Regions from separate parts of the Homo sapiens genome. Here all the other regions are linked to region 1. The links are chromatin loops, found by intact Hi-C in ENCODE. Cell type or tissue: CD4-positive, alpha-beta T cell. All regions are shown on one strand. Each heading gives the region's core, and the rest is flanking DNA. Links, peaks and the distances in the headings are about the cores only.

Region 1 (8,332 bases), core at 30-8,029:
GTGCTAAGGCAGGAGACTAGAGTCATATCACCTGGATGCTGCATCCTGTGATATGACACAAACTCATCTGTGGGTGGAGCCCAGACAGAAGAGTCAAATTACTCAGGTGCTGGGGAAAAGCACATGTCACTATCATACCTGCAGGAAGGTTTAATGATAAGATTTTTAAAATCCCACACATGTCCTGGTTTGAAGTATGAGAGTCAACACCTCCTGTATGTCGGCTGTAAGTACACAAATCACAAACTGGACGATGGACTGGATTCATGCATGTGAACCACAATCTCACCTGTGCACTGTTTCCCCTTATTGGAGTCACAACCTCACAGCAGTGCTGAATATTTGTCTAAGAGTCACCAACACACCTGTGGACCAAATCTACTTATGGGAGTCAATTTTGCAACTTTCAGTTTCCCTGGATATGAGATTCAAACCTCAATAGTGAGCTGTGTTCACCTGAAAAGATGACAATCTTTACAGTCTGGTGGCTGTGCATACAAGTATCACACTCTTTACTTTTTCACTGGTTTCTATTAAGACACTCTTTGTACCACTCAAGGGGTTTATGGAATATGCATAATTATTCCAATCTACTCTGGGACGTTTGTGCTTATGTGCATCCATGGTTATACCTGTGGCTCTAATACCGATTATGACAGTCAACATCGTTTCCATTTACTGCATCTGGATTTGAGAGTCCACACATTTCCTCACATTTCCTCACATTTTTATAAACTGGTTTTAGAAATGATTCACCACAAAAGTAGACAAATGTACACACATGATAGTTGCAATTTCCCCCTTGGACTGCACCTACATGTGAGATTTATGACCTCACCTATGAGCTGTGTCCATTTGTGGGTCAGTAATTCTAACAGTAGGCAGAGTGGGCATATAAGAAATGAGCTCTTACCTGTGTGTTGCATCTGGTTACTCTCTGCACTACACAAGGGATTTACGTGATATATGAGAGAGTAGTAATCCCCTATGAGTTTTGTACACAAATTAGTGTATCCCTAAGCCTTGCCATGAGAGACAGTGTCTCTTGTTTTTGATGGTTCAAGGCTTGAGAGTCATCATTTTACCTGTGTTGAGGTATATCTTACAATCTCAGGTGAGTCACGCTCTCTAGGCGCTGGGCCAGGGATATGTTACAATTTTTGCTTAGGACAGGGACCAGCAAGGAGAGTTATATCTTCTGGGTGCTCAGACAAGAATATTTTACAAACCTTTTCTGAAAACAGGACAAAAGCAGGAGAGACAAATTACTTGGTTGCTGGACCCAACAAAATGTGACAATATTTCCTGTGGATATGGTGAATGTAGAAAAGGTGAGTCACATAACCTAAGTCATGAATGCAGAGATATGTCACAGGGCTCAGGAAAGAGCCTCCCATTCCCAAAGTGTCTAGTATAGCAATATGACACAATATGCAAAATATACATGATCCAAGTAAAACAGGAGAGTCACATCTAGGTGCTGGGTTTACTTGTATGTCACAATTCCTTTTTTTAGTCAGCACAGATAAGAGAGGAGAGCCACAGTGATATATCATAATATCTCTGTGAACCACACCCATGCAATAAGGTTGCACCACCTAGGGATAAGTCCCAGGAATATGTCAAAATACACAATGAATGTGGGGCCCAAGTTATATAGGAGAGTCACATCATCTAGGTGTCGGGTCCAGCAATATGTCACAATACCCCATGAAGGGAGAATCCAGGTGAGAAAGTCACATCATGTATGTGAGAGTCTCAGAGATATGTCACAGTGGCTTTTGTGGGTTGGGCTCGAAGAGAAAAAAAAGAATCACATAACTTAGTGGCTGGGTCCAAATGTATGCCACAATCACCATAGTGGGCATGGCCCAGGCATAAGAGGAGAGTCACATTATGTCGATATTACATCAACCAGTATGTTACAAACTCCACTATGAAGAGGCCCCAGAAAGAAGCAAGGGGTCATATCTTGTAGGTTATTGGCCCAAAGATAGGTCATGACTTCTGTGATCCAGAACCAGGCAGAGGAGTCACATCACCTGTGTGCTGAGCTCAGTGATGTTTCTTTTGTGAACACGGCTTATGCTGGAGTGGAGAGTCATGTTAACTAGATGCTGGGTCCATAAATATGTCACAATCACAACTATGGGCAAAGCCTAGATAAGAGGGGAGAGTCACATCAAATAGTTGATGTGCCTAGAGGTATGTTAAAATGTCACATGTGTGCATTGTCTAGAAAGGGGCTCATATCATTTTGCTTACGTGGCCAGCAATATGTAACAATGCCTTCTAAGGGAAGGGCCAAGACAAAACAGTAATCACCTTGGTGTTGTCAGTATGTCACAATCTTCTTTGGGGACAGAACCTATAAAGAATAGAAGAATCACATCATCTAGATTCTAGGTTCAGCAGTAAATGAAAATCTCCAGTCTAAGCAGGAACCAGGCAGAAAAAAGAACGTCACATCACTAACTTGGTGGGTGACACATCTTTCAATATCCCCTGTAGGCAGAACCAGGGAGCAGAATTACATTACCTGGAAGTTGAACCTAGCAATATGTCACACTGGCCCATGTGTACAGAGAACAGGCAGGAGAGTCACATAATCTGGGTGTGGTGCTCATCAATATATAAAAATGCCGTCTGTGAATAGCACCAATGTAGAATACAGTCATATATTCTAGGTGCTCTGTCCAGTGATCTATAAGAATACCATATGTGGGCCAGATGTTGGGGCTCACACCTGTAACCCCAGCATTTTGGGAGGCTGAGGTGGCTGAGTCACAAGGTCAGGAGATCGAGACCACCCTGGCCAACATGGTAAAACCCCGTCTGTAACAAACAAACAAAAAATTAGCTGGGCAGGTTGGCACATGTCTGTAATCCCAACTACTAGGGAGGCTGAGGCAGGAGAATTGCTTGAACCGGGAAGTCAGAGGTTGCAGTGAGCCAAGACCACACCACTGCACTCCAGCTTGGAGACAGAGTGAGACTCCATCTCAAAAAAGAAAAAAAAGGAAAATAAAGGAATGTCATATGTGGGCTAAGCCCAGACAGTAGAGTTGTATCAGTCAGGTGCTGGGTAGATGGGTACAGGGATACATCACAAGACCCTCTGTGGCATGGCCAAGGCAGAGTCTTTTATCTTCTAGGAGATTGGCTCAGAAACATGTCAAAATAATCAAAATATGGGACGCAGGATAAAAAGAGAGTTATGTCACTGTGATGGTTAATACTGAATGTCAATATGATTGAATTGAGGGGTGAAAAGTATTGATCCTGGGTGTTTCTGTGAAGGCGTTGCCAAATGAGATTAGTATTTGAGTCAGTGCACTGGAAGAGGCAGACCTATCCTCAATCTGGGTGGACACCATCTAATCAGCTGCCAGCATGACTAGAATAAAAGCAGGCAGAAGTTAGAAGGATTTGGCTTGTTGAGTCTTCCAGTCTTTGCCTTTCTCTCTTCTTGGATGCTTCCTGCCTGAACATCAGACTCCAAGTTCTTCAGACTTTCAACTCCTGGAATTAAATTACTGGTTTGCTAGAGGCTCTCAGGCCTTTAGCCACAGACTGAAGGCTGCACTGTTAGCTTCCCTACTTTTGAGGTTCTGTGACTTGGACTGGCTTTCCTGCTGCTTAGCTTGCAGACGGCCTATTGTGAGACTTCCCCTTGTGACTGTGTGAGCCAATACTCCTAACAAACTCCCCTTCATATACACATCTATCTTGTTGGTTCTGACCTTTTAGAGAACGCTAATACTGTCACTTAAGTTCTGGGTCTAGTGATATGTTACAACCTCCCTGTTTGGCAGGGTTTATGCAGTAGAGAGTCACATCACCTAGGTGAGGAACAAAATGATATGTCATAATACCGCTGTGGGCAGGGCAGATGAAGGCAATTGCACCAACTAGGCATTGGACCCAGTGATAGGCCACAATCCCTTTTATGGGAAGGTTAAGCAATAGAGAAGAGTCACATGAACTAATTGCTGGGTGCAGCAATATATTGCAACCATCCCTGAGAGAAGGGCCCAGAGAGAAGATTAACAAAATTTACATGAAGGACTCAGAAATTTATCACAATGCTTGCCATGCAAAGGACTCAGAAAGAGGAGGAGAGTCACATAACTTCATGGCTGAACCAAGTTATGTCTCAGAATCACCACAGTGGGTAGGTGTTTAGATAAGTTATATGTTACAATCCCAACTGTGGGTAAATCCCAGCAAAAGGAGGAGAGACATAATCAGGTGATGGGCCTGGATATATGTCACAATAATCCCTGTGGGCAGGGAGAACACGAGACAGAAGAGTCACATAAAAAGTTGATGGACCCAGAGATATATTACAATCTCCCATATGGGCAAAGTTGAGGTAAGAAAGAAGATTCACATGAAAGAGTTGATAGGCCTAAAGATGTGTTTTAATGCCCCCTGTGGGCAGGTTTCAGACAGGAGACTTATATCCACTTAGTACTGGGTTTAGCAATATGTTGCAATGTCTTTAGAATTTAGGACCAAGGCAAAAGAATAGTGCCATTTTGGTGTTTAGACTAGTGATATTTCACAGTCTCTCCCGTGATGGAACAATAAAAAAATTAGTCACAACAGCTAGGTGCTGGATCCAATGATATGTCACACTGCCCCGTTTGAGCAGAGACCCAGCAGAAGAGGAGAGTCACCTAACTTGTTTGATAGGTATAGAGGAATGTCACAATGGGTCCTGTAGGCAGGGTTAAGACAGAAGTGTTACGTCACCTGGGTGTTTGACCCAGTGATATGTTCTAATGCACCTTGAGGGATGCCAAAGCAGAAAGAAAGAAAGAAAGAAAGAAAGAAAGAAAGAAAGAAAGAAAGAAAGAAAGAAAGAAAGAAAGAAGAAAGAAAGAAAGAAAGAGAAGAAAGAAAGAAAGAAATGTAATCTAAGTACTAAGTCCACTGATATGTCAAAATATTATATGTAGGCTTGGCACAGAAAAAATAGTCAAAACACATGCTGGGCAGATGCGTATGTCACAATCACACCTGCCAGTAGGTTCAGAAATCAGATTAACAATCAATTTCACATGTGTCCAGGTTGTAGGTCTGAGAGTCAAGACTTCCTGTATTGGGTTCAAGCATACATGTCACTTTCTCAATAGTGGACTTGATCAATGCATAAGAGCTTAAATCCATCTTGGGGACTGTGTCCACCTAATGGATTCACAGCATTCCAGGTGCACTTAATGAAGGTCTGAGAGTCACCAATCCACCTGAGGCCCAGCTCCACCTACAACAGTCAATTTTCCAACTTCTGATTGACTACAGTTGTAAGATTCATAATTTCCACAGTGGGCTGTGTTCCTGTGGAAGGATGACAATTTTAAATGAAGGCTGGCTGTGCATATGACAATCAGAATTTTATCTGTGTGTGGGCCCCTTTTAGGACGTTCTCTGTACCATCTGAGGGCTTTATATTATATTATACATACAATATAATATGCCATATCTTATATATATATATAATATTCATATATATATGCATATATAATATGCCAGCTCTGTCTGATGTTGTAGCTAGACAAAATGTACCACACACAGTTTCTGCTGCAGGCACCCACATCTGGACGATGGAAATGTGGTGGTGGTTCCCAAGAGCTTGGAGATGCCAGAAACCAGAGTCCCAAATAGGGTGTCACAGCCCTGACTTGAGGAAGCCCTAGGTCCCAGCTCTGCAGAAGACCACAGCTCTTCTCTCCTTATTGCCTGCAACATAGCAAGCAAGGGTGCGTGTTTCAGCCCTAGTTGTGTTGCAGCTTTTTTAGTCCCCCCATTTAACAGGTCTCAATTCTTGTCCTACATCCAGGAAGAATGCAGGTTCTTGCCCCCATGGGTACATGGACAACTGGAGGATGAGAAAGGCAGACACTCCTGGTCTGCCTTCATTGAGTGACAGAACAGCTCTCAGGAGACCCAAAGTGGATGGTTTTCCACAAGCAGATCATTCTGATGACTGTCCGTGTCTCAATGGAGAGGAGGCCTGCAGTGGATAGCTGCTTCCCACAGGCAGGTTATCCCAGTGTCTGTTTGAGTCTGGGGTGTTTATGGGCTCAGAAAGGAGAAAGTGCATGTTGATTTGTGTATAGGCAGCCATCTGTAAACCAAGAAAAGGCAACATAATTTCTTAATTCAGGTTGTGGTCTGTACCTGGAGTTAACCAATCAATTCCCAGGTTTCACTTCAGATCATTCCTGGCTTGAAGGTGGGGTTTCACCAGGGACTCACTGCTTTCTTCCCAGGAGCCTGCCTGCCTCCCACCATCAACGTGTCCCAGGATGTTCATGTTCTGGGACACCTTCAGGCTTATGCCAATCTGCCCTCACTCCCCACCAGCCCCCCTCCTGCACTTATTGGGACTCTGAGACTGGAGGGGGCCAAAGTGGCAGAGTTCTGGGTGTCAGTGCTTCCCTGAGCACACACCTGGCCAGGTTACAGCAGTTCCTGACCTTGACCACAACTTTGCTCTCAAACTGGATCAGGAACCAAAAGTGTGGAGAGGCCAGAGAGTGGGAGAAGGCCCTTTTAAGCCTGTGGGAGGAGAATGGGCTGTCTGCGGCCCCAAAAGTGCAGAGATGCGTAGATCTAAAACCATGGTTGGCAGCTGCAGCTGCATCTGGGAGCATGGAGCTCCCATCCCACCAACTCGGTAGGAGGCAGGGCTTCCACTCGTTCCTGGTTTCTGCTAGCTCCACAAGGCGTGCAACCCAAGCCGTGTCTCTCCCACTTCTGCTAGAGTCTTCACAGTGGCCACTCCAGACAGGATGCTGTCGTTGATTCCCCCTGTGAAGAGATACATCTAACTGCCATTAGAATAGTGATTATATGTGCTAATAACTGCTTCATGCTGACAGGGGGCACTGTTTTGGAAAAAGTGGCAGCCAGATCTTCTCACAAGGCCTATATAAGGGTACCCAGTAAGAGGGAGCCATCATTTGTGGCTCTCTTAGCATTACCATTTGAGATTTGATGGCCTGAAGGTGAGAAAAAAAAAAAAGACCGTTAAAAGACGTAGATCAAAAGGAAACAAGGGGATAATACCAGCTCAAAAATTCTGAGGCTACCAATGTACTCAGATAACCAGTGGCTACATTAATGCCTGCTAAAATTTGAGTGAATTTGGGTTGCCCCTGGTTTGCTTCTGTGGCCTTATTTTCCCAGGAAAAAAAAAAAGAAAAAGAAAAACAAAACCTTTAGGTTATGGGCATCCAATTTACCCCCATCACCTGGCAGGATTTGTAAGATAATTGCCCAGAATTAGAATATTGATCTACATTTTTATATTACCCGTCCCTTTTGTCTGTTCTGAGCTGCAGTCAGAGATCACTGACTGGCTCTCAGAATAAAGAGAGTTAGTCTAAAATACAGAGAAAAACAAATCACAAGTTCCTGTCAAAGTCCTGTAGCTGATTATTAATTCTATTTTCTAGAGGATCAAAACAAGGCAACAATTTTCGGTAAGTGACAGAATGTTTTAGGATATTCACATTAAAAAACATAACTGACAAATAAATTTGGTCATTTCTGTGATTTATAACTTACCATAGTAACCCTAATTATGATTAATAAAATATACTTAAGCATTTGAATTCTGGAAGACTCACATGATTTAAAAATATGTGTTAACACTGTTAACTAAAATATAACCTGGAAAGGATTAAGCTTTATTTTTAGTTTGACAATCCTAAGTAACTGAACATGTCAAATAATAACCTTGCTTACCTTAATTTTGGATGCTCCAGGGGCCCTCCATAGAATTCTAATGTTAGGGATCAGAAAGAATTTTGAAGCTAAAATTTGATTTTGGGAAGCCTATCAAGTATGTTAAAGTTTTAAAACACTTTATCTTATGAAATAAAATTCCAGGTTTTCATGTGTCATTTATTTAACCAAAATAATGGCTCAGGTTTTTTTTTTTTAATACTTTAAGTTTTAGGGTACATGTGCACATTGTGCAGGTTAGTTACATATGCGTACATGTGCCATGCTGGTGAACTGAACCCACAAACTTGTCATCTAGTGTTAGGTATATCTCCCAATGCTATCCCTCCCCCCTCCCCCCACCCAACAACTGTCCCCAGAGTGTGATGTTCCCCTTCCTGTGTCCACGTGATCCCATTGTTCAATTCCCACCTACGAGTGAGAATATGTGGTGTTTGGTTTTTTGGTCTTGTGAGAGTTTACTGAGAATGATTATTTCCAATTTCATCCATGTCCCTACAAAGGACATGAACTCATCACTTTTTATGGCTGCATAGTATTCCATGCTGTATATGTGCCACATTTTCTTAATCCA
Region 2 (8,332 bases), core at 213-8,212, 100 kb before region 1:
CATGTCCCCTTCTCCCTCTCTGATTTAAGGCAGAAAAAGGCAGACCTGGGAATGTTTTCAGATGATTCTCATAGGTACATAGATATCCTATAGGATCTAGGCCAAACCTTTGACCTCACTAAAAGAGTTGTCATGCTATTGTTAGATCAAACACTGGCCTTTAATTAAAAGAATGCAGCTTTAGCTGCAGTCCAAGAGTTTGGAGATATCTGGTATCTTTGTCAAATAAATGATAGAATGACAGCCAAAGAAAGGGACAAATTCCCTACTGGTCAGCAAGCCATCCCAGTATGAATCACCACTGAGACCTTGACTCAGATCATAGGGACTGGAGTTGTAAACATCTGCTGACATGTGTTCTAGAAAGACTAAGGAGAATGAGGAAAAACCCCATGAATTATTCAATGATGTCCACCATAATTCAGGGAAAGGAAGAAAATCCTTCTGTCTTCCTTGTGTGGCTATGGAGGCCTTAAGAAAATATACTGCCCTGTCACCCGACTCACTCAATTGTCAATTGATGCTAAAAGATGAGTTTATTACCCAATCAGCTGCAGATATGAGAAGAAAGCTCCAAAAGTGACCCCTGGGCCCTCAACAAAATCTGGAGGCATTATTAAACCTGGCAACCTTGGTGTTTTATAATAGGGACCAAGAGGAAAAGGCCAAAAAGGAAAAGCAAGTTTACAGAAAGTCCGCAGCCTTAGTCATGGCCCTCAGACAAACTTTGGTGGTTCAGAGAGGACAGAAAATGGAGCAGGCCAATCACCTGGTAGTGCTTGTTACCAGTGTGGTTTGCAAGGACACCTTAAAAAAGGTTTCCAACAAGAAACAAGCAGCCCCCTCAGCCATGTCCACTATGCCAAGGCAATCACTGGAAGGTGCACTGCCCTAGAGGACAAAGGTTCTCTGGGCCAGGAGCCCCCAACCAGATGATCCAACAACAGGACTGAGGGTGCCTGGAGCAAGCACCAGCTCATTTCATCACTTTCACTGAGCCCTGGGGAATTTTAACCATTGAGAGCCAGGAAATTGACTTCCTCATGGACACTGGTGCAGCTTTCTCAGTATTAATTTCCTGTCCCGGACAGCTGTCCTCAAGGTCTGTTACTATCTGAGGAATCCTGGGATGGCCTGTAACAAGGTATTTCTTCCCCCTCCTCAGTTGTAATTGGGAGACTTTGCTAGAGATAGTAAGTATGCTTATCTAATCTTACATGCCCATGCTGCAATATGGAAAGAAAGGGAGTTCCTAACCTCTGGGGGAACCCCCACTAAATATCAAAAGGAAACCATGGAGTTATTGCACACAGGGCAAAAACCCAAGGAGGTGGCAGTCTTACACTGCCAAAGCCATCAAAAGGGGAAGGAGAGGGGAGAACAGCAGCATAAGTGTCTGGCAGCAACAGAGAAAAACCAGCAGAAAGGAAAGAGAGAAAGAGAAAAGAGAGAGAGACAGACAGAGGAAGAGACAGAGAAAAAGGAGGAGTCAAAGACAGAGACAGAGAGAGGAAGATAAATAAAGACAGAAAGAGAGAGAGAAAGAAAGAGAGAGACAAAGAGAGAGAGGAAGAGAACAAAGAGGGAGTCAGAAAGAGACAAAGAAGGAATCAAAGACAGAAAAAGAGAGAGATAGAAGTAATAAAGAAAACAACAGTGTACACTATTCCTTTAAAAGCCAGGGTATATTTAAAACCTATAATTCATAATTGAAGGTCTTCTTAGTGACCCTATAATAGTCCAACACCACCTTGTTGTCTGTGTAAACAAGGGCGTAGCCCAAAAGCACTGAGGCCACTGACAACCCATAGCCTTCCTATCAAAAATCCTTAACCCAGCAGGTTTCTTAACAGGGGATCTAAATCTTAATTAATTACCATACAAAGGTCTGACTAGACCTAGGAAGAACTCCCTTTAGGACAAGATGATAGGTAGTTTCTCCTGAGTGATTAAGGAAAAAAGACACAATGGGTATTCAGTAAACTATAAGGAAACTCTTGTAGAAGTAGAGTTAGGAAAATTGCCTAACAATTGGTCTGCTCAAACATACAAGTTGTTTGTACTCAGCCAAACCTTAAAGTACTTACAGAATCAGGAAGGAGCCATCTATACAAATTCTAAGTTAATATGGACTGAACGAGTCATATTAATAGCAAATAAAAATTAAAATCCCAAACTTACAAGATGTTCAACAAAAGTAAAGTTTGCTATAAGTTACCAGTGTAACATGTATTATCCTAACTTTTAATCTCATGGAATCTGATCCTATCAGTGCCCCTCAAAGCTCAAGTCCATCAGTGCAGGGCCATACAACTAATACCCCTACTTATAGGGTTAGAAATGGCCACTGCTACAGGAACTGGAATAGCTGGTATATCTACTTCATTGTCCTACAACCACACACTCTCAAAGGATTTCTCAGAGAGTTTACAAGAAATAACAGAATCTCTCCTTAATCTACAATCCCAAATAGACTCTTTGGCAGCAGTGACTCTCCAAAACTCCTGCCCAGACCTCCTCACTGCTGAGAAAGGAGGACTCTGTACCTTCTTAGGGGAAGAGTGTTGTTTTTACACTAACCAGTCAGGGATAGTATGAGATGCCACCTGACATTTAAAGGAAATGTCTTCTGAAATCAGACAACACCTTTCAAACTCTTATACCAACCTCTGGAGCTGGGTGACATGGCTTCTCCCCTTTCTATGTAACCATGACAGCCATCTTGCTATTACTTGCCTTTGGATGCTGTATTTTTAACCTTGTTGTCACATTTATTTCCTCTAGGATCGAGGACATCAAGATATGATGATCTTACAAATGGAACTCCAAATGAGCTCAAGTAACAACTTCTACCAAGGACCCTTGGACCTACTCACTGGCCCTTTGATTGGACTAAAGAGTTCCCCTCTGGACGACACTACAACTGCAGGGCCCCTTCTTGCCCCTATCCTATCTAGAGTGGTCACCACCCAATTCCCAACAGCAGCTGGGGTTTCCTGTTTAGACAGGGCATTGAGAAGTGAAGTCAGCTGGACTTCCTGGGTCAAGTGGGGACTTGGAGAATTTTCTGTCCAGTTAGAGGATTGTAAACACAGCAATCAGCACTCTATAAAAATGCACCAATCAGCACTTTGTGTTTAGCTAAAGGAGAGCAAACTCAGCATTCAGCCCTCTGTTAAATAGACCAATCAGTAGGACATCGGCAGGGAAAAATAATGGAATAAAAGCTGGCCACCCCAGCCAGCAGCAGCAACCCACTTTGCCCCCTTTCACGCTGTGGAAGCTTTGTTCTTTCACTCTTCACAATACATCTTGCTGCTGCTCACTCTTTGAGTCTGCATTACCTTTATGAGCTGTAACATTCACTGCGACGGTCTGCGGCTTCATTCCTGAGGTCAGCAAGACAATGAACACACCAGGAGGAACAAAAATTCCAGACATGCCAACTTTAGCAGCTGTTAACACTCACCATGAGGGTCTGCAACTTCATTCCTGAAGTCATTGAGACCACAAACCCACTAGAAGGAACAAACTCTGGATAGGCCACATTTAAGAGCTGTAACACTCACCACGAGGTCCGTGGCTTTATTCTTGAAGTCAGTGAGATCAAGAACCCACAAGAAGGAATAAATTCCAGACACACTGGGGCCTGCTGCCTTTGCACCTGTTGTTGTTTAAGACTTCTCACTTGTTCCCACAGTTCTACATTTAGCATTCCTTCTTCTGGGAACCATGGGCTTGGGATCACAACAGTTTGCATTATGTCCCTTAATGAGTCTGCAAAACTGATGTTATGGTAGCCTTAAGCAACTATTTCAACACTTTTATATATTGTTTCTGTTGAGCTGGTAACTGTGTCCCATGATGAAATCTCAGCTTGACTCAACTTCCCCAAGAACTTGGTAACCTTGAGTGAGCAACAATGACTTACTGATTAATTACTCACTTGCTTGACCACATGGTTCCTTTTTTCACCTTTGTTTTTAAGGGATCTATTGCATTTACTTCATGCTTCCTTCACAGCTTTCCTCATGAGAACAGTCCCCACACTTCTTTTGCAGCTTGCCACAAGTGCAAGTGGGGCTCCAAGTGTGGGGGTTTGTTTTTGCAGACCCCTGACACAGGTCCTCACGCAGGTCCCCATTTGAGGCAGTGCTCCTTTTGCAGAGACACTAGATGCAGGGAGTCTGTTCCTGCAGACCTCTGATTTGGCAACAGAAGAATAAACGTACACTGACACACAGATATTCTGCTCTGCCAGTCTAGCTGAAGGCCCAAGCCACTTACAGGCTCCAAGCTGCGTTCTGTAAACGGTTGTGACTCGGCCCTGATCTGCAGGTAAAGGTCACATTTATTCAGTAAGGCGAATTAACAAAAATTGTGAGTAAACACCGCTAGAAGATAAAGATTAAAAGCTAGGTTCTGAGGCCTAAAGCAAACACCATTTGTGGGTAATAAACTTCTGCCGACCCCCTGAGTTGGAGGCAGTAAAGTACTTGAGGTAGGACAAAGGTTAGTCATAAGCCCATATAACTAAACAGGTTAGTAAAATAAGCTTTCCACATTCATTGGTACTGCACCCTAATCTTTCTGGCTCTTGCAAAGAGACCCTGGCTGCCTTCAGCTGAGCATTCTGAAGGTATGCAAACTCTCAGGCCTTTGAAGACAGTTTTTGACTATTACTATAACTATCTTTAATATTTTCCCTATCAACCTAATTGAACCCCATCAATGAAAAAGCATTTGGGAAAATTTAACATTGCTTCATGATAAAAACTGTCAAGAGTTATGTTTAAAAAATTCATCTGAACACAGTGAAAATTATATATGACAAATTTACAGCTAACATCATACTGAATGGGAAAAAGTTGCAAGCTTTTGCTAAGGTCTGAAAGAAGTCAAGAGAGGGCATTTTCATTACATCTATTCAACATAATACTAGAAGTCTGAGCCACAGCAGTTATGTAAATGAGAGAAAATACTAGGGATATCTGGATAGAAGGGAAGAAGCTACACATCCCTTGTATGCAGATAACTTCATCTTACATAGAAAACCATAAATAATCCATTTAAAAAACTATTAGAACTAATAAACAAATTCAGTAAATATGTAGAGTACAAAATTCACATGAAAAATAGGCAGGCAGATCATGAATTCAGAAGTTTCAGCCCAGCCTGGTGAAACCCCATCTCTACTAAAAATACAAAAATTATGTGGGTGTGGTGGCACACACCTGTAATCCCAGCTACTCAGGAGGCTGAGGTAGGAGAATCGTTTGATCTGGGAAGCAGAGGTTGCCGTGAGCCAAGGTTGCATCACTGCACTCCAGCCTGGGTGACAGAGTAAGACTCCATCTCCAAAACAAAAGGAAAAAAAAGAAAAAAACTTAGTATCCAGAACAAATAAGAAACAATAGCCAAAAATTTTCTAATTAAAAATGTTCAAAAGATGTAAATAGACATTTCTCCAAAAATGACACAGATACTTCCAACACATTTCTAAATAAAAGTTCAACATAATTTTTATTGGAGAAATGCCAGGAAAACCCATAAGAAAATATGACAAGTCCTTTCAGCTCAGTGAATCTATTAGAATAATAATGGATATAACTAAAAATTGCAAAAGAATAACAAGTATTGCCAGGGATGTGGAGAAAAGAAAAGTGGGGAACTGCACAAAACATCCTCTTGGATGGAATGTAAATTAGTAGAATCAGTATGGAAGACATTCTGTAGATCTCTAAAAAATTTACATGAAAGTTTCCACATGACTGAACAATCTGCACCACTGAGTATGTAGGCAAGGGAAAGAAAATTAGCATGTCAAATAAATATTTGCTCTTTTTTGTTTATTACAGCACTATTCACCATGAACAATACAATATTAAACCTGGATGTTCATAAACAGACAAATGAATTTAAAATGTGGTATATGTACACACACACACAATGAAATAGTATATATCTATTAAAAATGAACTTTTATCATTTGCCATGCCACATACCATGTATATTCCTTTACATGTAACTAAGCAAAATAACCTAGGTGTAGGAATAAAAATAACACATTATCTGACCTATATGTGGAATCTAAAAAATTTTCTCATAGAATTATAGGGAAGAATAGTGGTTATGGGGGTCTAGAAAGAATTAGAAATGTAGGGATAGGAAGAAGTTGGTAAATAAATACAAAAAAAGTAGTTAAATTGAAAAAAAAGAAGCAATGGTATTCCATTGCACAGCAGGGTCACTATTTTTAATAACAATGCATTATATATTTCTAAATAGAAGAGAGAATTCCTAGGGTTCTAATCACGAGGAACATTAGAGGAGATGAATAAATACCATTATTTGGTATATTGTATGCATGTTTTAAAATAACATGGTCTGCCATATAGTTGTGCATGTATAATATGTGAATGGAAAATATAATGAAACTTAAAATGTAAAATGTAACAAAATCAGAGAAATAGATGGAGAGACAAGTAAAAAATGCAAACAAACACAGACGCTGATGAATGAAGTGCACCACAGACACAGAGACCAATAAGGCTAACAGAAAATGGCACAAACTCACCCTGAGATACACAAACAAATTGGGGGTCCCGAGCAGCCTAACTGGGGGGCACCCCCCCAGTAGGGGCAGACTGACACCTCACATGGCCAGGTACTCCTCTGAGACAAAACTTCCAGAGGAGCCATCAGACAGCAGCATTCGTGGTTCATGAAAATCTGCTGTTCTGCAGCCACCGCTGCTGATACCCAGGCAAACGGGATCTGGAGTGGTCCTCTAGAAAACTCCAACAGACCTGCAGCTGAGGGTCCTGTCTGTTAGAAGGAAAACTAACAAACAGAAAGGACATCCACACCAAAAACCCATCTGTACATCACCATCATCAAAGACCAAAAGTAGTTAAACCCACGAAGATGGGGAAAAAACACAGCAGAAAAACTGGAAACTCTAAAAAGCAGAGCGCCTCTCCTCCTCCAAAGGAACGCAATTCTTCACCAGCAATGGAACAAAGCTGGATGGAGAATGATTTTGACGAGTTGAGAGAAGAAGGCTTCAGACGATCAAACTACTTCGAGCTACAGGAGGAAATTCAAATCAAAGGCAAAGAAGTTGAAAACTTTGAAAAAAATTTAGACGAATGTATAACTAGAATAACCAATACAGAGAAGTGCTTAAAAGAGCTGATGGAGCTGAAAGCCAAGGCTTGAGAACTACGTGAAGAATGAGGAAGCCTCAGGAGCTGATGCAATCAACTGGAAGAAAGGGTATCAGTGATGGAAGATGAAATGAATGAAATGAAGCAAGAAGGGAAGTTTAGAGAAAAAAGAATACAAAGAAACGAACAAAGCCTCCAAGAAATATGGGACTATGTGAAAAGACCAAATCTACGTCTCATTGGTGTACCTGAAAGTGATGCGGAGAATGGAACCAAGTTGGAAAACACTCTGCAGGAGAACTTCGCCAATCTAGCAAGGTAGGCCAACATTCAGATTCAGGAAATACAGAGAATGCCATGAAGATACTCCTGAAGAAGAGCAACTCCAAGACACATAATTGTCAGATTCACCAAAGTTGACATGATGGAAAAAATGTTAAGGGCAGCCAGAGAGAAAGGTCAGGTTACCCACAAAGGGAAGCCCATCAGACTAACAGCTGATGTCTTGGCAGAAACTCTGCAAGCCAGAAGAGAGTGGGGGCCAATATTCAACATTCTTAAAGAAAAGAATTTTCAATCCAGAATTTCATATCCAGCCAAACTAAGCTTCTTAAGTGAAGGAGAAATAAAATACTTTACAGACAAGCAAATGCTGAGAGATTACTGCTCTAAAAGAGCTCCTGAAGGAAGCACTAAACATGGAAAGGAAAAACCGGTATCAGCCACTGCAAAACCATGCCAAATTGTAAAGACCTTCAAAGCTAGGAAGAAACTGCATCAACTAACGAGCAAAATAACCAGCTAACATCATAATGACAGGATCAAATTCACACATAATAATATTAACTTTAAATGTAAATGGACTAACACTGTTGGTGGGACTGTAAACTAGTTCAACCATTGTCGAAGTCAGTTTGGTGATTTCTCAGGGATCTAGAACTAGAAATACCATTTGACCCAGCCATCCCATTACTGGGTATATACCCAAAGGACTATAAATCATGCTGCTATAAAGACATATGCACACGTACATTTATTGCGGCACTATTCACAATAGCAAAGACTTGGAACCAACCCAAATGCCCAACAATGATAGACTGGATTAAGAAAATGGGGCACATACACACCATGGGATATTATGCAGCCATAAAAAATGATGAGTT
Region 3 (8,332 bases), core at 213-8,212, 52 kb after region 1:
AAAAGCAAGCCCTGGGCCCTGAACAAAATCTGGAGGCACTATTAAACCTGACAACCTCAGTATTCTATAATAGGGACCAAGAGAATTAGGCTCAAAAGGAAAATTGAGATCAGAGAAAGGTCACAGCCTTAGTCATGGCCCTCTGACAAACAAACCTTGGTGGTTCAGAGAGGACAGAAAATGGAGCAGGCCAATCACCCTGTAGGCCTTTTACAAGTGTGATTTGCAAGGACATTTTAAAAAAGGTTGTCCAGTGAAAAACGAGCCACCCCCTGATCTATGTCCACTATACCAAGACAATCACTGGAAGCTGCACTGCCCTTGAGGACAAAGGTCATCTGGGTCATGTGTCCCTCAACCAGATGGTCCAACAACAGGAGTGAGGGTGCCTGGGGTAAGCACCAGCTCATGTCATCACCTTCACTGAGCCCTGGGTATGTTTAACCATTGAGGGCCAGGAAATTGAATTCCTCCTGGACACTGGCATGGCCTTCTCAGTGTTAATCTCCTGTCCTGGATGACTGTCCTCAAGGTCTGTTACCATCTGAGGAATTCTGGGACAGCCTGTAACCAAGTATTTCTGTAACCTCCTCAGTTGTAATTGGGAGACTTTGCTCTTTTCACTTGCCTATCCTGTCATGTCTGAAAGTCCCACACCCTTACTAGGGAGGGATATATTAGCCAAAGCTAGAGGTGTTATCTACATGAATATGGGGAACAAGTTACCCATTTGTCATCCTCTGTTGAGGAGGGAATAAACCCTGAAATCTGGGCATTGGAAGGAATAAACTCAAGCCCCAGTCTCAAGCCTTCTCACAAGATGAAACTTTTCTTTATATGTCATAGAGAGAGCAGGAATAGCTCTTGGCGTCCTTACTCAGACTCATGGGACAACCCCACAACCAGTGGCATACCTAAGTAAGGAGATTGATATAGTAGAAAAAGGCTGGCCTCACTGTTTACAGGTAGTAGTGGCAGTGGCTGTCTTAGTATCAGAGGCTATCAAAATAATACAAGGAAAGTATCTCACTGTCTGGACTACTCATAATGTAAATGGCATACTAGGTGCCAAAGGAAGTTTGTGACTATCAGACAACCACCAGGTACTACTCCTTGAGGGATGGGTGTTTCAAGTGCATATGTATGCAGCCTTCAGCCCTGCAGTGGCTCACAGTGTTCTCGCAGAGGATGGGGAGTTGGTCGAGCATGGCTGTCAACAGGTTGAAGTCCAGATTTTTGCCACCTGAGATGATCTCTTAGAATACCCCTTGGCTAATCCTGACCTTAACATATATAGCGATGGAAATTCATTTGTGGAAAATGAGATTTGAAAGACGGGTTATGTCATAGTTAGTGATGTAACTGTACTTGAAAGTAAGCCTCTTCCCCCCAGGACCAAGGCCCAGTTAACAGAACTAGCGGCACTTACCCAAGCCTTAGAAGTGGGAAAGGGAAAAAGAATAAATGTGAATACAGATAGCAAGTACGCTTATCTAATCCTACATGCCCATGCTGCAATATGGAAAGAAAAGGAGTTCCTAACCTCTGTGAGAACCCCCATTAAATAACACAATTAAATCATGGAGTTATTGCACTCAGTGCAAAAACCCAAGGAGGTGGCAGTCTTACACTGCCAAAGCCATCAATAAGGGGAAGGAGAGGAGAGAACAGCAGCATAAGAAGCTGGCAGGGGCAGGAGAAGACCAGCAGAGAGAAAGAGAAAGACAAAGTCAAAGAAGGAAAGAGAGAAAGAGACAGAAAATCAGAGAGAGGGAGAGACAAAGATAGAGAGAAAGAGAAAGATAGGAAGTCAAAGAAAAGGAGATAGAGAGAAAGAGACAGAGAGACAGAAAGTCAAGCAGAGAAGAAAAGAGAGGAAGAGACAAAGGAGAAAGGAGTCAAAGAGAGAGAAAGAAATAGAAGTAGTAAAGAAAAAACAGTCTACCCTATTCGTTTAAAAGCCAGGGTAAATTTAAAACCTATAATTGATAATTGAAGGTTTTCTCTGTAACTCTAACACTCCAATACGACCTTGTTGTCAGTGAAAACAAGGGCATAGCCCAAAAGTACTGAGGCCACTGATGACCTATAGCCTTCCTATCAAAAATTCTTAACCCAGCAGGCTTCCTGACAGGGTATCTACATCGGAAAATCCGACCAGACATAGGAGGAACTCCCTTCAGGACAGGATGATAGATGATTCCTCCTAGGCAATTAAAAAAAAAAAAAGACACAAGTAAGTGATAAGAAAACTCTTGTAGAAGCAGAGATAGGAAAATTGCCCAATAATTGGTCTGCTCAAACATGTGACCTGTTTGCACTCAGCCAAAACTTAAAGTACATACAGAATCAGGAAGGAGCCATCTATACCAATTTTAAGTTAATATGGAATGAATGAGGTCTTATTAATGGCAAAGAATAATTAAAATCCCACACTTACAAGGTTTTCAACAAAAGTACAGTTTGCTAAAAGTTAACAGTGTGACATATATTATCCTAACTTCTCATCTTATGGAAATCAGACCCTATCAGTGTCCCTGAAAGTTCAAGTCTGTCAGCACAGAGCCATATAACCAATACCCCTACTTATAGTGTTAGGAATGACCACTGCTACAGGAACCAGAATAGCCAGTTTATCTACTTCATTATCCTACTACCACACACTCTCAAAGGATTTCTCAGACAGTTTGCAAAAAATAACAAAATCTATCCTTACTCTACAATCCCAAATAGACTCTTCGGCAACAGTGACTCTCCAAAACCACTGAGGCCTAGACCTCCTCACTGCTGAGAAACGAGGACTCTGCACCTTCTTAGGGGAAGAGTGTTGTTTTTACACGAACCAGTCAGGGATAGTAGGAGATGCCACCTGACATTTACAGGAAAAGGCTTCTGAAATCAGAAAACACCTTTCAAACTCTTATATCAGCCTCTGGAGTTGGACAGCATGGCTTTATCCCCTTTCTAGGTTCCGTGGCAGATATCTTGCTGTTACCAGGCTTTGGGACCTGTATTTTTAAGCTTCTTTTCAAATTTGTTTCCTCTAGAATTGAGGCCATCACAGCTACAGATGGTCTTTCAAAATGGAAACCCAAATGAGTTCAACTAACAACTTCTACTGAGAACCCCTGGACTGTCCCACTGGCCCTTCCACTGGCCTAAAGAGTTCCCCTCTGGTGGACACTACAACTGCAGGACCCCTTCTTCATCCCTATCCAGCAAGAAGTAGCTAGAACTCTTATTGGCCAAATTCCCAACAACAGTTGTAGTGTCCTCTTTAGAGGGGGGATTGATATGTGAATCTGGCTGGGCTTCTGGGTTCAGTGGGGACTTGGATAAATTTTCTGTCTAGCTAAGGGATTGTAAATGCACCAGTCAGCACTCTGTGTCTAGCTAAAGCTTGTAAATGTACCAATTGGCATTCTGTGTCTAGCTAATTGGGTAGGGGACTGTCTAGCTAAAGGATAGTAAATGCAACAATCAGTGCTCTGTGTCTAGCTAAAGGTTTGTAAAGGCACCAATCAGCACTCTGTCAAGATAGACTAATCAGCACTCTGTAAAATGGATCAATCAGTGCTCTGTAAAATGGACCAATCAGTGGGATGTGGGGTGGGAGTGGAAAATAAGGGAATAAAAGCTGGCCACCCGAGCCAGCAGCGGCAACATGCTTGGGTCTCCTTCCACACTGTAGAGGCTTGTTCTTTCACTCTTTGCAATAAATCTTGCTGTTGCTCACTCTTTGGGTCTGTGTCACCTTTATGAACTGTAACACTAACCACAAAGGTCTGCAGCTTCACTCCTGAAGCCAGCGAGACCACAAACCCACAGAGGAAAAAACAACTCTGGCTGTGCCAACTTTAACAGCTGTAACACTCACTGCAAAGGTCTGTGGTTTCACTCCTGAAGTCAGGAAGACCAAGAACCCATCAGAAGGAAGAAACTCTGGACACATCTGAACATCTGCAGGAACACACTCCAGACACAGCATCTTTAAGAATTGTAACACTCACTGTGAGGGTCTGTGTCTTCATTCTTGAAGTCATTAAAACCAAGAACTCATGAAATCCAAACACAAAAGGAGTCAAGGAACAAACCCTAAAATGGGAAAATATTATAATTGTGGAAAAGCTGGACAGTTTAAAAAGGAATGCTGCCAGATCTGAGGACAGAAAGAGACTTAAAATGGAGTGTCCCACCCACTGGAAAAATTCCAGGACTTTGCCGTTGCTATAACAACTGGGCTAATAAGTTCCACTCAAGATTGCAACAGAATGGCATCCGCTGTTGGGGAATGAGATGGGGGCCTGGACCAAGGTCATTCAAACAATGAGAGCATTCCCAGTTCAGACCACAACACCATTTCAGGAATGGTTCCCAGGAGAAACATTGATTTCCTCACCCCAGGAAGACCAGGAAGTGTAGGATTACATGTCCTGGTCAGAGAATGGGTAACATTAGTGGGACGAGAGAAACCCAACAAGATTTCCACTGGCATTTGGGGACCTTCAACAACAGGATGTATGGGACTAATTTTAGGCAAAAGCCATCTTAATTTACAGGGCAATACTGTACCCCCAGGAGTTGTTGACTCTCATTATGAAGGAGAAATTCAAGTAGTTTTAATGTCACGATGTAATACCTAACCTTGTTTTTACTAACCTTGCTTTTAGACTCTCCCTTTCTCCCTTAATCACCTAGCCTTGTTTCCACATGTATAAGCTCTCCCTTGGCTGAGAAAGCCTGATGAACTCCATTTGGCTCCTTCATTTACAAGACGTCAAGGACTCCTTACCCACCCCCTTCCTCAAGGAGTTCACTTGTGTAAGCTGACTCTCAACATATCAAAGAGTCCAATTAACTGATAAGGTACTGAAGCAAGCAATGTACAAAGTTCCCAGGATTTTGCTCAAGAGATAACACCATAACGCCTTGAGTTTCTGTCTGGCAGAGCCCCCATACCTAACATCTTATGATAGATTTAGAGCCCCTGCACCTGGAACTGTTGTCTTCCCTGTAACCATTTGTCTTTTTAAGTTTTTCGCATGTTTTCACTTCTGTAGAATTGTTGCAACTGAGCTCCCCTCCCCTTCCTAAACCAAAGTATAAAGGAAAAGCAAGCCTTTTCCTCGGGGCCAAGAGAATTCCAAACGTTAGCCGTCTCTCTCTCACTGGCTAATAAAGGACTCTTAAATTTGTCTCAAAGTGTGGTGTTCCTCTAACTCGCTTGGGTACAACAACAAGATCTTTGGGTTTTTGAACCAGGAGAATATGTTGCTCAATTATTGTTTATTCCCTGCAAATTACACCCTCCTCCATGAAAGGAGAAACAAGAGAATAAACGGTTTAGCAGCACAACTACATGGGAAATCTATCCATCCCAACCGATAGCCTCTGATAGGCCCACCTGTGTAGTGCAAATTAAAGGAAATAAATTTGGGGGCTTATGGATACGGGAGTTGATGTGTCAATAATATCTAAAGACAATCGGCCCCCATCCTGGCCATTACAATTAACTTCTACATCCTTAGCGGGAGTAGGAACAGCTCAAAGTGTTTAACAGAGTGCTGAGATTTTACCTTTTCCTGGTCCAGACGGACAATGGTGTACTTTTCAGCCTTATGTTGCAAATATAGCTATCAATTTATGGGGTCAAGACTTACTTACAGCATGGGATATGAGACTTACAAATGAAAACTTTGATAACCTAGGATTTAAAATGTTGAAGGACATGGGACATCAGAGTGGAAAATATTTAGAGAAATTCCTACAAGGAAACCCTAACCCAATATCAATAACTGGAAAGAAAGGTTAAACCCTGCCAGGAGACTCTTCACTAAATTTCCCATGGCAGTTGGCCAAAGAGGCAGAATTTGGAGTTGCAGCTTGTAGAACAAATGCTTTAGCAATGGCATGCCTCCCAGCTACACCTGCAGAAACCTTTGCTTTCATTATCCCTCAGACAAAATTTTGTAGTTTTATGAATTCCATTCTTTCATTCTTCCTGTGATTACTCATCACAAGCCTATTCCAGGTGGACAGACTTATTTTACTGATGGCTCTTCTAAAGGTCGTGCCACTCTCTATGGACCTAAACATACTCAAACAATAATGCCCTCTGGGGCTTCAGCTCAATTCTCAGTGCTAACTGCAGTCATTCAGATTTTACAGCTCACAGCTGCAGATCCTACCAACATTGTCTGTAATTCAGCTTATGTTGTAAATGTAGTCGGTCACATAGAAACTGCTACAGTTAAAGGTACGCTAGACCCAGAACTGACAATAGACACTTATTCTCATATGCTGCATGCTACATGCCAAACAGGTTCTGAGATTACTGATTAATCAGTATCAGCCACTGAGGAAAGAAAATGGAAATATGGAGACCAATAACACTATGAAGAGAGGTCAACAAGTCTGGAAAATAACCAGAGAGCATGTATATATGAAGGTCATAGAAGATTACCACTCTCTAGTACGTAGTATAAAGTTCTTATTTGGTACAGAGAGTGTCATCATGAATCCTGGTGCGTAGTTGAGATTGTGTTTTTTCTTTTATTTTCTTTTCCTTTTTGAGATGGAGTTTCACTCTTATCACCCAGGCTAGAGTGCAATGGTGTGACCTCAGGTCACTGCAAACTCTGACTCCCATGTTGCAAGTGATTCTCCTGCCTCAGCTTTGCAAGTAGCTGGGATTGCAGCCATACACCAAAATGCCTGGCTAATTTTTTTTTTTTTTTTTTTTTTTTTTTTTTTTTTGGATTTTTAGTAGAGGCGGGGTTTTACCATATTGGCCAGGCTGGTCTCAAACTCCTGAACTCAGATGCTCTGCCAGCCTCAGCCTCCCAAAGTGCTGAGATTACAGATGTGAGCCACTGCACCTGGCCACAATCGGGTTTCTTATGTTTGCACATTGCCAACTGATAAAGTTGGCATTATAATAGTCATTCTCACAATCCATTGTGGGGGTTCTGAATATCACATGCAGAAAGAGTCCACAGTTAAAACTGTGACTGTCATATGTGAACATATAGCCACAGTTGAAATATAACCTATTTCTAAACCCAGCTCACAGGCAGGTAAAGACCCTCTTATTTGGACCAAGTCAATTGGAGAGAGGACCGAGTCAATTGGAGAGACGTTGACTCTCATATCTGTGCTGGACACAGCTGAGTTTATGTGTCCATACCAGTAAAAAGGCTTCAGAACACATCGAGACTCTTTTTTATTTTTTCTTTTCTTTCAGGACAGAGTTTCAATCTTGTTGCCCAGGCTCGGGTGCAATGGTATGATCTTGGCTCACTGCAACCTCTGCCTCCCGGGTTCAAGTGATTCTCCTGTCTCAGCCTTCTGAGTAGTTGGGATTGCAGGCACCCAACACTACACCTAGCTAAATTTTGGTATGTTTAGTAGAGATGGAGTTTCACCATGATGGCCAGGCTGGTCTTGAACTACTGACCTCAGGTGATCCATCCACTTCGACCTCCCAAAGTGCTGGGATTACAGGCACGAGCCACTGCACCCAGCCCAGACTCTCATTTATATTGTATAAAGCTTTCAGATAGTGTAGAAAGTTTATGGAACCCAGCACACAGGTGGAATTGTGCATTCATATGCACATCCAGCCAACAGCAAAGATTTTCATTCTCCCACGGGAACGCGGCCCATTGATGAGGTTTTATATCTAACAGCCAAAAGTTTGCAGTCAAAAGGCAGTCAAAAGTTTAAAAACTTACTCTCATACATCATTCCAGTCCATGGTTAGGTTGGTCACCCTCAAACAAAAATTCAGCACACTGTGTGTGCTGTGTGTGGCTGTGGCTCCCTGAAGGAGACAAAGTCTGCAGGAGAGGTTGAGGCTTTTATGGCCAGATTAAGTCCACTATTGAGATTGTGACTAGTATACTTAGATCCAACATACAAGAAAATTCACCCTCATGCATGAAATCAAGACATTTGTGGGATCATTAGTACCATCACTTAAAGCCTCCTGCAGGTACCATTGTGACATGCTTCTGTCTAGCACCTTAGTGATTTGAGTGTCCTGTGTGGGCTAAGCCCACAGATGGTTTTGCTTCAAATCGCTGAGCCCAGCACTTCGGGGATGTGACTCTGTTTTTATTCGTTGGTATTGCCCACAAAGGACATTGTGACATACCACTGGGCTTACTCTTTAGTTGATATGAGTCTCCTCTCCTGCCTTGGTGCTCTTCACTGGTGGAATTTTGACATATCTCTGCATTCCACACCCAGATAATGTAAGTCTCCTGCCTGGTCTTGCCACCATGGGCCACTGTGTCATATTGCTTGGTCCAGCTCTGAGACAATATAACCC

The links. A loop is a pair of places that touch in the nucleus more often than their neighbours do. Peaks named below come from ENCODE experiments on the same cell type or tissue, not always from the same donor. Only the 100,000 strongest peaks of a DNase experiment are listed, where the experiment ranks them.
Region 2: a loop joins it to region 1, with 2.2 times the contacts of the local background. A loop is called at or near these places in 4 of 110 quality-filtered maps.
Region 3: it touches region 1 in a loop (2.2-fold over the local background); 8 of 110 quality-filtered maps call a loop at or near these places.

Annotation. Positions count from the first base shown.
Region 1 is chrY:21,069,370-21,077,701 of GRCh38, reverse strand. No RefSeq gene overlaps it. Among named protein-coding and RNA genes, the nearest start is that of RPS4Y2, 320 kb to the right of the region's middle. In CD4-positive, alpha-beta T cell, for the core only: no CTCF peak of the experiment used is centred there; a DNase peak (open chromatin) is centred at 4,421.
Region 2 is chrY:21,170,477-21,178,808 of GRCh38, reverse strand. LOC105377225 (a long non-coding RNA gene) reads right to left here. Exons shown (of 7, transcript XR_007068465.1): 7 at 5,835-8,332. Among named protein-coding and RNA genes, the nearest start is that of PRORY, 280 kb to the left of the region's middle. In CD4-positive, alpha-beta T cell, for the core only: no CTCF peak of the experiment used is centred there; a DNase peak (open chromatin) is centred at 3,878.
Region 3 is chrY:21,017,992-21,026,323 of GRCh38, reverse strand. No RefSeq gene overlaps it. Among named protein-coding and RNA genes, the nearest start is that of RPS4Y2, 270 kb to the right of the region's middle. In CD4-positive, alpha-beta T cell, for the core only: no CTCF peak of the experiment used is centred there; a DNase peak (open chromatin) is centred at 3,813.